2 separate regions of the Homo sapiens genome follow, and region 2 is linked to region 1. A link is an interaction called in ENCODE POLR2A ChIA-PET data of the cell type or tissue named here. Cell type or tissue: OCI-LY7. All regions are shown on one strand. Each heading gives the region's core, and the rest is flanking DNA. Links, peaks and the distances in the headings are about the cores only.

What was found. ChIA-PET counts read pairs that join two places held together with the same protein. Peaks named below come from ENCODE experiments on the same cell type or tissue, not always from the same donor. Only the 100,000 strongest peaks of a DNase experiment are listed, where the experiment ranks them.
Region 2: POLR2A ChIA-PET joins it to region 1 with 6 read pairs; 12 of 35 experiments call an interaction of 5 or more read pairs at or near these places.

What each region holds. Positions count from the first base shown.
Region 1 is chr1:244,918,000-244,923,388 of GRCh38, reverse strand. No RefSeq gene overlaps it. Among named protein-coding and RNA genes, the nearest start is that of DRC8, 49 kb to the left of the region's middle. RefSeq lists a silencer at 4,386-4,745. In OCI-LY7, for the core only: CTCF peaks have their summits at 4,489 and 4,690; DNase peaks (open chromatin) are centred at 1,758, 2,218, 3,248, 4,468 and 2 weaker places; H3K4me3 peaks cover 3,458 bases; H3K27ac peaks cover 4,300 bases.
Region 2 is chr1:244,846,137-244,851,525 of GRCh38, reverse strand. It overlaps HNRNPU (heterogeneous nuclear ribonucleoprotein U), which reads left to right. Exons shown (of 14, transcript NM_031844.3): 14 at 1-1,229. Among named protein-coding and RNA genes, the nearest start is that of SNORA100, 5.4 kb to the left of the region's middle. In OCI-LY7, for the core only: no CTCF peak of the experiment used is centred there; no DNase peak of the experiment used is centred there.

The DNA of each region.
Region 1 (5,389 bases), core at 181-5,180:
ATGTATCTATAAAAGTAAGTTGCTGAATTATTCCACATAAATTCATTAAGTGCCTACCATGTGCCAGAGGCATATTACCCTGGGTGCATATAACAGGAGGAGGTATAGTTAAATACCAAGAATTCAGAGGGACAAAGGTATTACAATGAGTCTCTAGAGGACTAGAACTTTCTAGAAAAAAAGGAGTCAATGAACAACCACAAATGTCTCATCTACTAAGCAGACACGGTCTCTGTAGGGAGGGACGCTATGGGCTTGATGATATTTAGAGAATGGTTTATCAAAGTTCCATTTTGTGTCAGGCTAGGTGCTTTACATTCATTAAATCTGGCCCGCACGATAGCTCAATGGGATATATCTGTTACTATTTGCAGTTTGCAAATGAACAAACTGAAGCTCACGAAAGCCAAGGTCTCACAGCCAGAGTCAGAGGTGAGATTTTAATGCCCATTCTTGCTCCGCTACAGTCCACGGCCTCCACAGCCAACCAAATCATGCTCACCAAATCATGCTCACCAAATCATGCTCACCAAATCATGCTCATCAAGCAAACTTCTGATTTAATTTGACGTCACATGTAGGAGAAATGCTCTGGTTAGTCAATCTAATCTTACTTTACTAGGCAGTTGTAGTAATAATAAAAATATTGACTGATAGCATATATTGAACATTCGTTGGGCGCCAGGCTAAGAATTCCATGTGCGTGGATTAGAAACTATTATCCCTCCTTTACAGATAAGAAAACTAAGGCATAAAGGATGTTAATAACTTGCCTGGTGGCACACAACTATGAAGAGAGAGAGTCTGTGCTCTTGATCATTCTATGTATTGTCATCTAACATACACAATATTATTGAAAATATGACTTATTCATTTAAATAATATGTAGTGAGCACCTACTCCATGGCTTGGGGCTTGCTGGGAGAATATCAATGAAGTATAAGACCTAGTCTCTGTCTTGTAAATATGTACAGTTTAAGTGAGGAGGCAAGACATACGTAGTAAAATTATTGGATAACAATCAAGCTTTGTATATAATTAAGTATTGAATTGATTAGTGCAACCAACAAGGGCATTGAGATTTCAGAGAAGAGGAGCTCATTGAGCTCCGAAGCAGAGAAGAAGTTGGGGTTGAACAGAACCCAGCAGAAGAGAGAGAGGATTCTAGGAAAGAAATGAGAATGGTGTCTAGCGGAAAGGGACCTACTGGACCCAGTGGGTAGAGCAGTAGGATCCACAGGCAACTTCCTTCACAGCCTTACCTCTGACATTTTCAAGTTCAGAAGCGCCCTTCTTGGGCTGCTGATCCAATGCTCTTTCCAATTCAACTTTTTTTTTTTTTTTTTTTTTTTGAGACAGAGTCTCGCCCTGTTGCCCAGGCTGGCCTGGAACTCCTGCGTGATCCTCCCTCCTGAGTAGCTGGGATTACAGGCATGCATCACCCTCTGGCCAATTCAGCTTAAAACAAGAAAGTGCCAACACGGTAGCCTGAGCTTCTGAGTTTAACCCCTTCATCTCCTAAATTAGCTCCTAAGAGATTCAGGGACTGGGAGACTGTATGTCACCGGAAGGTAAAGCAAAATGTGTCTTGTTCATCACCATATCCCAGCGCCTCTAACAGAGACTGCCTCTTGCAGGTGCTCAATAAATGTTTATTAAGGAAGGAAAGAGCCTGCATAGCTAGCTGTCACTGTAGCCCAGTGGTTAATAATGTGAGGGGCAGCAGGGTGGGGTGGAGCCCAAACTCCCAGCTTAACATCTGGCTCTGCCGTGTGCCAGCTGTGTGATCTTACACAGTCACTTCACCTGCCTGTATCTCAACTTTCTCATCTGTAAAATGGGTCCTATGAGAGTATCTTCCTCATAGGGTTATTGTGAGTATTAAATGAATTAATAGACACAAAACACTTAAAACAGGGCTGGCATCTATTAAGAGCTACTTATGTTGCTCTTATCAGTAGACTGGCTCCAAAGCCAGACCACATGGATTGAAGCCTATCTTTGCTGTTTATGAAGAGAGTGGCTTCTCTGAACTTCAGTTTTTCCATTTGTAGTGTGGATATTATACTAACATAATAGTATCTATCTCATAAGACTATTGTAAGGATTAAATGAGTTAAAAGCATACAAAGCACCTAGCACAGGCCCGGAGCATCCCTCGATAATATAAGACAGTTACTCTCCTTGCTTAGTCACTGGGCTTTTCCTCTTACTCCACCACTGCAGCTGGCAGGTGGTAGCACATGTCTGAATTAGGCAAGACTTTATTTATGGAGTTTGTGTAGTTCTACCACTATCAGTTCCTCTTCGGCTTCCTTCTAGGGTAATCTGTACTTTAAAATAAATTTTAGACTTTTTATTATGCAATTTCCAAACATATATAAAACCAGACAGATGAACACAGTGAACCCCCAGGTACCCATCTCCCAGCTTCAATGATTATCCATCATACCACAATTACTTTCTCTCCTTACTGCCACTAGGTTATTTTGAAACAAATTCGAGATACAATTTCATCTATACTATTTCACTATGCGTCTTTAAAATCGAAAGAATATTTTTTAACATAACCACAATCATATTGCCACTCCTACGCATTTTTATAGTAATTCCTGCATATCATCAAAAAGCCAGCCAGCATTCAAATTTCCTTGATTTTCTCATAAATTATTTTATTTTACTTTTGCTTTTTTTTTTTTTTTTGAGATAGGGTCTTGCTCTGTCATTCAGAGTGCAGTGGTGTGATCCTGGCTCACTGCAGCCTCAATCGCCCAGGCTCAAGCAATCCCCCCATCTCAGCCTCCCAAAAAGGTGGTACCACAGGCATGTGCCACCACGCCTGGCTAATTTTTTAATTATTTGTAGAGACAGGGTCTCACTATGTTACCCAGGCTGGTCCTGAACTCCTGGCCCTCAAGCAATCCTTCTGCCCCAGCCTCCCCAAATGCTGGGATTACAGGCATGAATCACTGTGCCCAGCCAAATTATTATTTTTTAATTTATTATTTTTATCATGGTAAAATACACATAACATAAAATTTACCATCTTATTCATTTTTAAGTAAACAGTGGTATTAAATCCATTCATAATGTGCAACCATTACCATCATCCATCTCCTTAACTCTTTTTTTTACAATCTAAAAAAAAAAACAAAAAAATACCAGTATCCAAACAAAGTCCGGATGTTGCTTTTGTCTGAAGTTTCTTGGTCTCTTCTGACCCTAGAGGAGTTTCACGCCCTCCTTCTCTACCCCCTTGCAATCTATTGTTGAAGAAACTGAATGATGCGTGCTGTAGAGTTTCTCACTTTCTAAATTTTGCTGATTTTGCTTCCCCATGATGTCATTTAATATCTTCCTCTGACCCCTGGAATATTACATAGTCTTTCATAATACGTCAAAGACTTCTATGGTTGTGTCAGAAGGCTACAGGAGCCCTGGCTGAAAGTGGGGTATTTGGGCCATCAAATAAATAAGTAAATAAATACTGTAGCATATTAAGACACATCAAGTATGGTAACATCCACCGGTTGAGAGTAATGCTCCAAAAATAGATGGATTGGTCACCTTTGGAGAGTGCTAAGGAAACAACTCTTTATTCCAAAAATAAAGAGTAAGGATCAAGTATTTATTTTGCCCTTCCTGTATGAACTGTATTTAGGGTAGCCAAATAATTGATGGGAAAAGATCCTGCTGATACATGAAAGAAATGATAAATTAAAATATTGCCATTTTGCAACCTCTAATGAAATGAAGTATCTAAGCAATGATTATCAATGGCTGCTGAAACCACAGGTGAAGAGCTGAAGGAGAACTTTATAATGGACATATCGGGTTGACAGGATCCGAGCCCACTGATCAATCTTAACATCCCTGAGAGACACCCCAGCAGGTATGATGCGCACTGGATGTGACACAGTAGGAAGTCTGCAGCCTATGAAACAGACATACCAAAACAAATCTGAATCTGAGCAAGCCTCTCTGTGTAGCTCCCAGCTCGAAGGTAGTTTGTACTTTTTTTTCCAAAATGAGCAAATACTAAATAAAAAGCCAACAAAAATCCTTAGGCACATGTCCAACTGAACACCTCCTCATGGTGAGTGCGGGAAAACAGTCCTAGTCAGTACATTTGGGCCCCCACAGTTATAAAACCATCACATTCCCGAGGTGAGAATAGTTCTGCATATAACAAGTGGAAATTGCAGAGCGGAGGGGGCTTTGGACTTTTGGATGAGCACGGAGAATCTTTGTTTATCCTAATCTACAAGGTAAACTCGTTTCACACATGACACGGCTTTCAAATACATGGCTACTGCGTTCAGGAAAACGGTGTGACAGAGGCAAGCTGGCATCTGACAGCGGAATCATCCGTCAAGAATCCCTGGCGACGTGAGAGAGAGCGGAGGTGGCTCTGACGCGCCCACGCGGCTCGGGTAGTCTCCGCAGCCCCCGCGCGCACGTGGCGCGGTGTGGGTGTGCGCGCCCCCGAGCTGCCGGCTGCGCCGGTGCGCGCAGTTGTCAAGTGGGCTGGTGCCTGTCCCCGCCTGCCTCCCCGGGTCCCCGCCTGCCTGCCCGGGTCCCCGCCTGCCTCCCCGGGTCCCCGCCTGCCTGCCCGGGTCCCCGCCTGCCTCCCCGGGTCCCCGCCTGCCTCCCCGGGTCCCCGCCTGCCTCCCCGGGTCCCGCCGCGTGGTGCCCAGGAAGCGCGGGGCTCCTCGCACACGCTGCCGGCCTCATTATTTCTTTAAACCTGTTCGTATTTATAATCCAATTCCGGAAAACCCAAGACCCATAGGCTTCTCCCTCCCTACGCTCCAGTCTCAAATTCTGCATTCCTGGGTAAAGCCATGTAGATGCGGATCTCATTTTGACAGATAACTAAATTACATATATTTCGAAAACCCGCAACTCTCATAAGATTTTTACCAGCTGGCCACCAGTGCCCAACATATTGCACATTTTGGAGTCGTTTAGTTCTCCACTTTCTACTTACGAGCACTGGTACCTTTTTTTTTCTTTTTTAATTTATTTCAGGGATCACATGAAAAAATATGAATTACAAGGAATGAAATTTCAATACAAAAATGAGTCCTAGATTCTTACCTTAGGTGGACTCTAATTATTATTATTATTATTATTATTATTATTTTTTTTTTTTTTTTTTTTTTTTTTTTTTTTTTGAGACAGGGTCTCGCTCTGTCGCCCAGGCTGGAGTGCAGGGGCGCAATCTCGGCTCACTGCAAGCTCCGCCTCCCGGGTTCACGCCATTCTCCTGCCTCAGCCTCCCGAGTAGCTGGGACTGCAGGCACCCACCACCACGCCCTGCTAATTTTTTGTATTTTTAGTAGAGACGGGGTTTCACCGTGTTAGCCAGGATGGTCTCGATCTCCTG
Region 2 (5,389 bases), core at 327-5,326, 72 kb after region 1:
TAACCATAATAGTGTTTTAAGGGACTTTCACCTGGGGATTTTATATTCATGAACAGAGTGTATTCTGTATTTAAAATGTCTCATTTGTGGGAATTGGATGACATGTTTTTTGATAAATTTATTCACAATATAAATTGACTTTTTATTCTAGGACCATGTGAATAATGGGTTCCATTGCACAAATACAAATATTTTAATAGCTTCTTAGGCAGTGGTGTAGACATCTTGGATATAAATAATTGTAGATCTTGTATATTTGATTTTTAAAAAACTAGAATAAACAGAGAGGCATAAACATATCTTAGAGTCCAAGTGGTAGTGTTTAGCATTGGATATAATAAATGGATGTTTTACAAAGTGTTTCCATAATTCTCTTCCTATACATAAATGTCTTGTTTTCAAAAGTGGATGGAACTTGGCTGGGTGTGGTGGCTCACGCCTGTAATCCTAGCACTTTGGGAGGCCAAGGCGGGAGGATCACTTGAGCTCAGGAGTTTGAGACCATCCTGGGCAACATAGTGAGACCTGGTCTCTTGAAAAAAAAAAAGTGGATGGAACTTGTAGCAGAGAATTTTATCTACTTCTCAACCTGCTTCAGAATACCCATTTGAGATGTTCCCCTGGAAAGATGAACACAATACTGCATCTGAAGCCATTTCTTCCCACCTAACATTCTTAAAATGATTAGAGTCTAAACTTTGTCATTCATTCCTAATTCTGGAGCTCTGAGGTTGAGGTGTTCAGAGTTTGGTGAATAATTGGGTTTAAGTTTTAACATTTTAGTAATAATAAAAGCAAACACATACATGTTAAGGCCTGACAATAGGTTGCAATACCCATGCATTGGGACTCATACCCAGCATAAATGGTGAGGGACTGAACATTAGTGCTTTGAGCAAGAATTGGTTAACTACCTGAGATCTCTAAAACAGTAATTTGAATTACTAATACATAAACCACAAGTCTCTTCGAATTGTTAATTGCCTAAATTTACCCTAAAACTTAGTTAACGCTGCAGTGCCTTTATTAAAGCTTTTTTTTGGGGGGGGGTGTGGGCACAGCTACTCCATAACTTTAAATTTTAAAGCATGAAGGTGATCTAGCTAGTGTTAGTGCTTGAGTTGGTAGTTACATAGGCTGCTCTTGAATCGTCCTGTTTTCTTTGCCTAGTATTAGCACCACAGGTACATATTTGTAAAATAAGCATTAAAAGTACTTTGTCCAGCTAACTCATGTTGGAGTGACCTTTGTCTTACTAACCTTTGTTACTAAACTTGTTAATTAGAATAAGCCCTTGAGAATTTGGAAGTGAGCTATACTACTAATGTAGTATATATCTCTTGAGTGTGTTGGAGTAGATGAAAAACCAGGGGTCCCCAAGGGTATATTTTTGAAATTGAACAGAAACAATTCATCTTAATATTTAGTTTTCATTATGTTTAGCTTAATATGTGTGCTAGTTTATTTGGCGTCACACTTATGTCAATCTCAAGTCATGCAGAAATAGCACAGTCTCAGAAAAGAGGTTAGGTGGGAAATAGATGATATGCTTACATTATTGAGCAGGACTATGCTTTCACATCCTAACCAATTGACTAAAAATATAAATGATTGAAGTAATTTTCATTAGTTGCCCCAGGAGTCTTTAATAATAGTTTTAAGGGATAGTAGATTGGACATAGATAGATGGGTTATTCATAATGGATATTCATAATGGATATTCATAATGTTAACCTAGAATTATTCAGAAAATATAACACCTATGTAGTAGAATCTATTGATTGTAAGCCTAGTGTTGGTAGGCAAACATGTTGATGATGGGCCAGGACATCAGTAATCACTACTTGGTTAGGCAAGTAATTAGGACAGGGATTGTAATCATGTCAATTTGTAGCTACCTAATTTTTATTGATTAGGATACTTTATTTTTCATGCCAGGATTCAGCATATACTTAGGTCTTGAGCAGGGGCTTTGCTTTTAAAGCTGAATCCTGGGCATAAGAAGCTATGTACTGTAGTTGAAAGTGAAGTAAATGTCAATGTAGGCTAGTCTCTAGAGAAATGTCTTCTATAAAGATTCAGGGTTTTTTTGCACCATTATGATCACCATACTGTGCCAATGACATAGTTACTCATGAGCATGTCCAGTCTGTCTACATTAATGAAGGATAATGCAGAGATCACAGGCTGGAGAGTTACATCTGACAGAGAAGTGCTGCACTATTGGGGCATATTCTTTCCTGCTATTCCTTTAACAGTTCCATTCTGAACCTTACAGGAAGTAAAATAAGTTATGTCTGGTAAAATATACGTTGCAAACACTTAAAGCATTGCCACAAATTGGTGACAGCCAAGACATTTTTAAAAATTTTAAAACACCAAGAATAGACGTGGCTAGTACAGACACCAGTTTATAAGTGTGACATTAATGCTATAAAAGTTAAAGCATATATAGAGATACCTAAAGAGTTATTGGGGCTTATTTAAATGTCAACTAACAAAGGAATTTTTTGAGGCAGCTTGTATCCTGTATCAGTTGTTTGTAGTTAAAGATTGGGAGAGTCATGGTCACGTACAAGAAAAAAAGATTCCAACATAACTTTTTTTTTTTTTCTTGAAAAGTAAAGCAAACAAATGTGTTGATTTACATTTCATCTCCTTTTCCTTAGTCTGTCCATGTGAATGTGCTGTGTGGAAGAGTTAAAGGGCCCAACTAAATGTTCCAGTGATTCCAATAGGTATTCCAAATTAATTGCTGCTTGTACATTTAATAGTTATGTTAGGCTTCCAGAATCACTTTAAATAGGACTCTTTTTAAAAGATGGGGGAAGAGAGTAATTGGTAATCAGATGGACAGAGTCTCTGTAACAGAAAAAAAAGGGTGTTTTCTCTTGCATATCTGAGGTGAAGTGTGTATTCTGTGTGCTCTTAGCAATTGGCAGTCCTCTTGCTTAGGTTTACAGGTGTATGTGAAAATAGACCTGAGTCTTTTCAAAGTTAGATCATTTTTCTGATTTCATCTTTTAACTTTTGGCAATACATTTGTTTTGATATCCACCCTACTTGGTAGAGTGTAAGTACTTCCTTACAATGTTCTAATGTAAAACAGTGCATAGGAGACCTTTCTGTCCTTGGTTGCCCAAAATCTTTTTCATTTCTACTAAATTCAGAAATACATATTTTTACTAGCTTATGAAAATTTGGAAAATAGCTTGACATCCTTTTGGATAATGAAGTGATTAGTTCATATATTGAAGTATATAAAATCAACTAGGAAGTAAATTCAAGACTGAAGGAATGGGAGAGCTTGTGTGAGTTTTGGTTGTATCAGTCCAGAATATGTAATTTTCCATTTCCCTGAAAAAGACTTCAGAGGAAATTTATTTTCCCCACTATACGCTCCAGAATGTCTTTCGGTGAAATGAGAGGGCTTGGGCTCTTCTGATTCTAGACGTAGCTATCAGAGTTTGCTTAATGAAATATGGGTCTACTCACAAATAAAGCAATTTAATGGTTTCGAAAGAGTAGGCAACTTGTGGTTTCATTACCATTTCTGTTCATTTGAGAAAAATCATAAAATTACAGAAAAGGAAACATTCATTTCAAAAATAAGCTTTGAATTTAGATGGTAAGGCATATATGTTTTATTTCACATGACTTCAGGGTAGAAGTCAAATGAAGAAACATTTCTATGGAAACTTACCCTTTAAGAAACCAGTATATGCAAAGAATGATTGATACCCCCTGAGGGTGTGCCATATAATAGGTGACTGATAACATACAGGATTTAATTCTTAGAATAATTAAGAACAGATATCACCCATTACATTGACCTACATTTTTCTAAAGTGAACAATAGAAACCTCTCTCAGAATTAGTATTTGCCTATTAATGTAATCAGTGTAGCCTTCTCAACATAAAAATGTCCTTATTCTAGAACATGGAAGCGTACGGCAAATGCAACGGTTGAAAGCACTGAAAAATATTTGTAAAACATCTGTAGTGCTCACATTATGAACTTTAAATGTAATACTTTGAAAACCATCTTCATAATTTTTTTGTTCTAACAGCTTCCTTTTTAAGAAAACATTTTAAAACATTTTAAAATGGAACTTAATGTGCAAAATAAGTTGTGTAAAATACCAGTATTTGGGTGGTGGAGGATATTGGTATATTATATTGACCTGGGTTGATGACTACTGGACTATTTTAAGATACCTACTTCCAAAACTTATTTTATTCTAGAGGACCACTAAAAATCAGAATTACAGCAATCATTTTAATTTTTCTACTTTCCTTGTTAAGGTCTTCTGCTTACCCAAAGAATAGTGTATATCTTAACATGACTTTTAAAGGGGTATCTTGATCCCCATCACAGATTTTTATCTATGAATAGAAGGATTGAAACCCTATTTGATCCCTAGCTCTTTGCTGAAAAGTGCATAAACAGGAATCCTGAATTTATTATATAGACCTCCTCGCATTATATAATCGAAGCAAAGGGAAACCAGCGATGGAGTAGAGGTACGTAGACTAAAGAGATGCTTGCAAATGATGGTACCTAGGGATAGTCACATTTTCTTGTTGCCAAACTCAGACAATATAATCACAAGTCCAGAGAAGAGCTAGTTAATTTTAAATTCCCCGAGGTCCTTTTACTGAGATGGAAAAGCACAAACAGTCAAGGAAAACCAAAGAGGGAGGGGTGAGGGAAGGGGAAAGTGCATAAAGCACTTAAAGATTTTTTAAAAGTAGGTATGATAGATAAGCCACAAGAAGTTTTTAAGACTACTAATAACCATAATTCTATTTTAATCAGCTATTTAGCTGGTACCTACTGCTATATCACCTAGTGTGACATTTCGGAATTAATGGAACAATGAAGGAAGCTGTACACTGGAGGTTCCAGGTGGTCATGGAAGGTAGGTTACTCTTAAAGTTTGAAATTGTAAAGTGTGAAAGTCTGGATAGAGGGGAAGGGGAACCTGGACTATTTTTATTTTTTTTTGAGACGAGTCTGGCTCTGTCGCCAAGGCTGGAGTGTAGTGACGTGATCTTGGCTCACTGCAACCTCCACCTCTCGGGTTCAAGCAATTCTCCTGCTTCAGCCTCCTGAGTAGCTGGGATTACAGTTGCACACCACCATGCCAGGCTAATTTTTGTATTTTTTTTTTTTTAGTACAGGCGGGGTTTCACCATGGTTGGCCAGGCTGGTCTCGAACTTCTAACCGTGTGATCTGCCTGCCTTGGCCTCCCAAAGTGCTGGGATTACAGGCGTGAGCCACCGCACCTGGCCAGGAACCTGGACTGTTTCTTTTTGTCTAGCATTTATTGACTATCTTGTGCCAGATACTTGGATGAGAATGTAAAGATAAAAATGGCCAAGGTT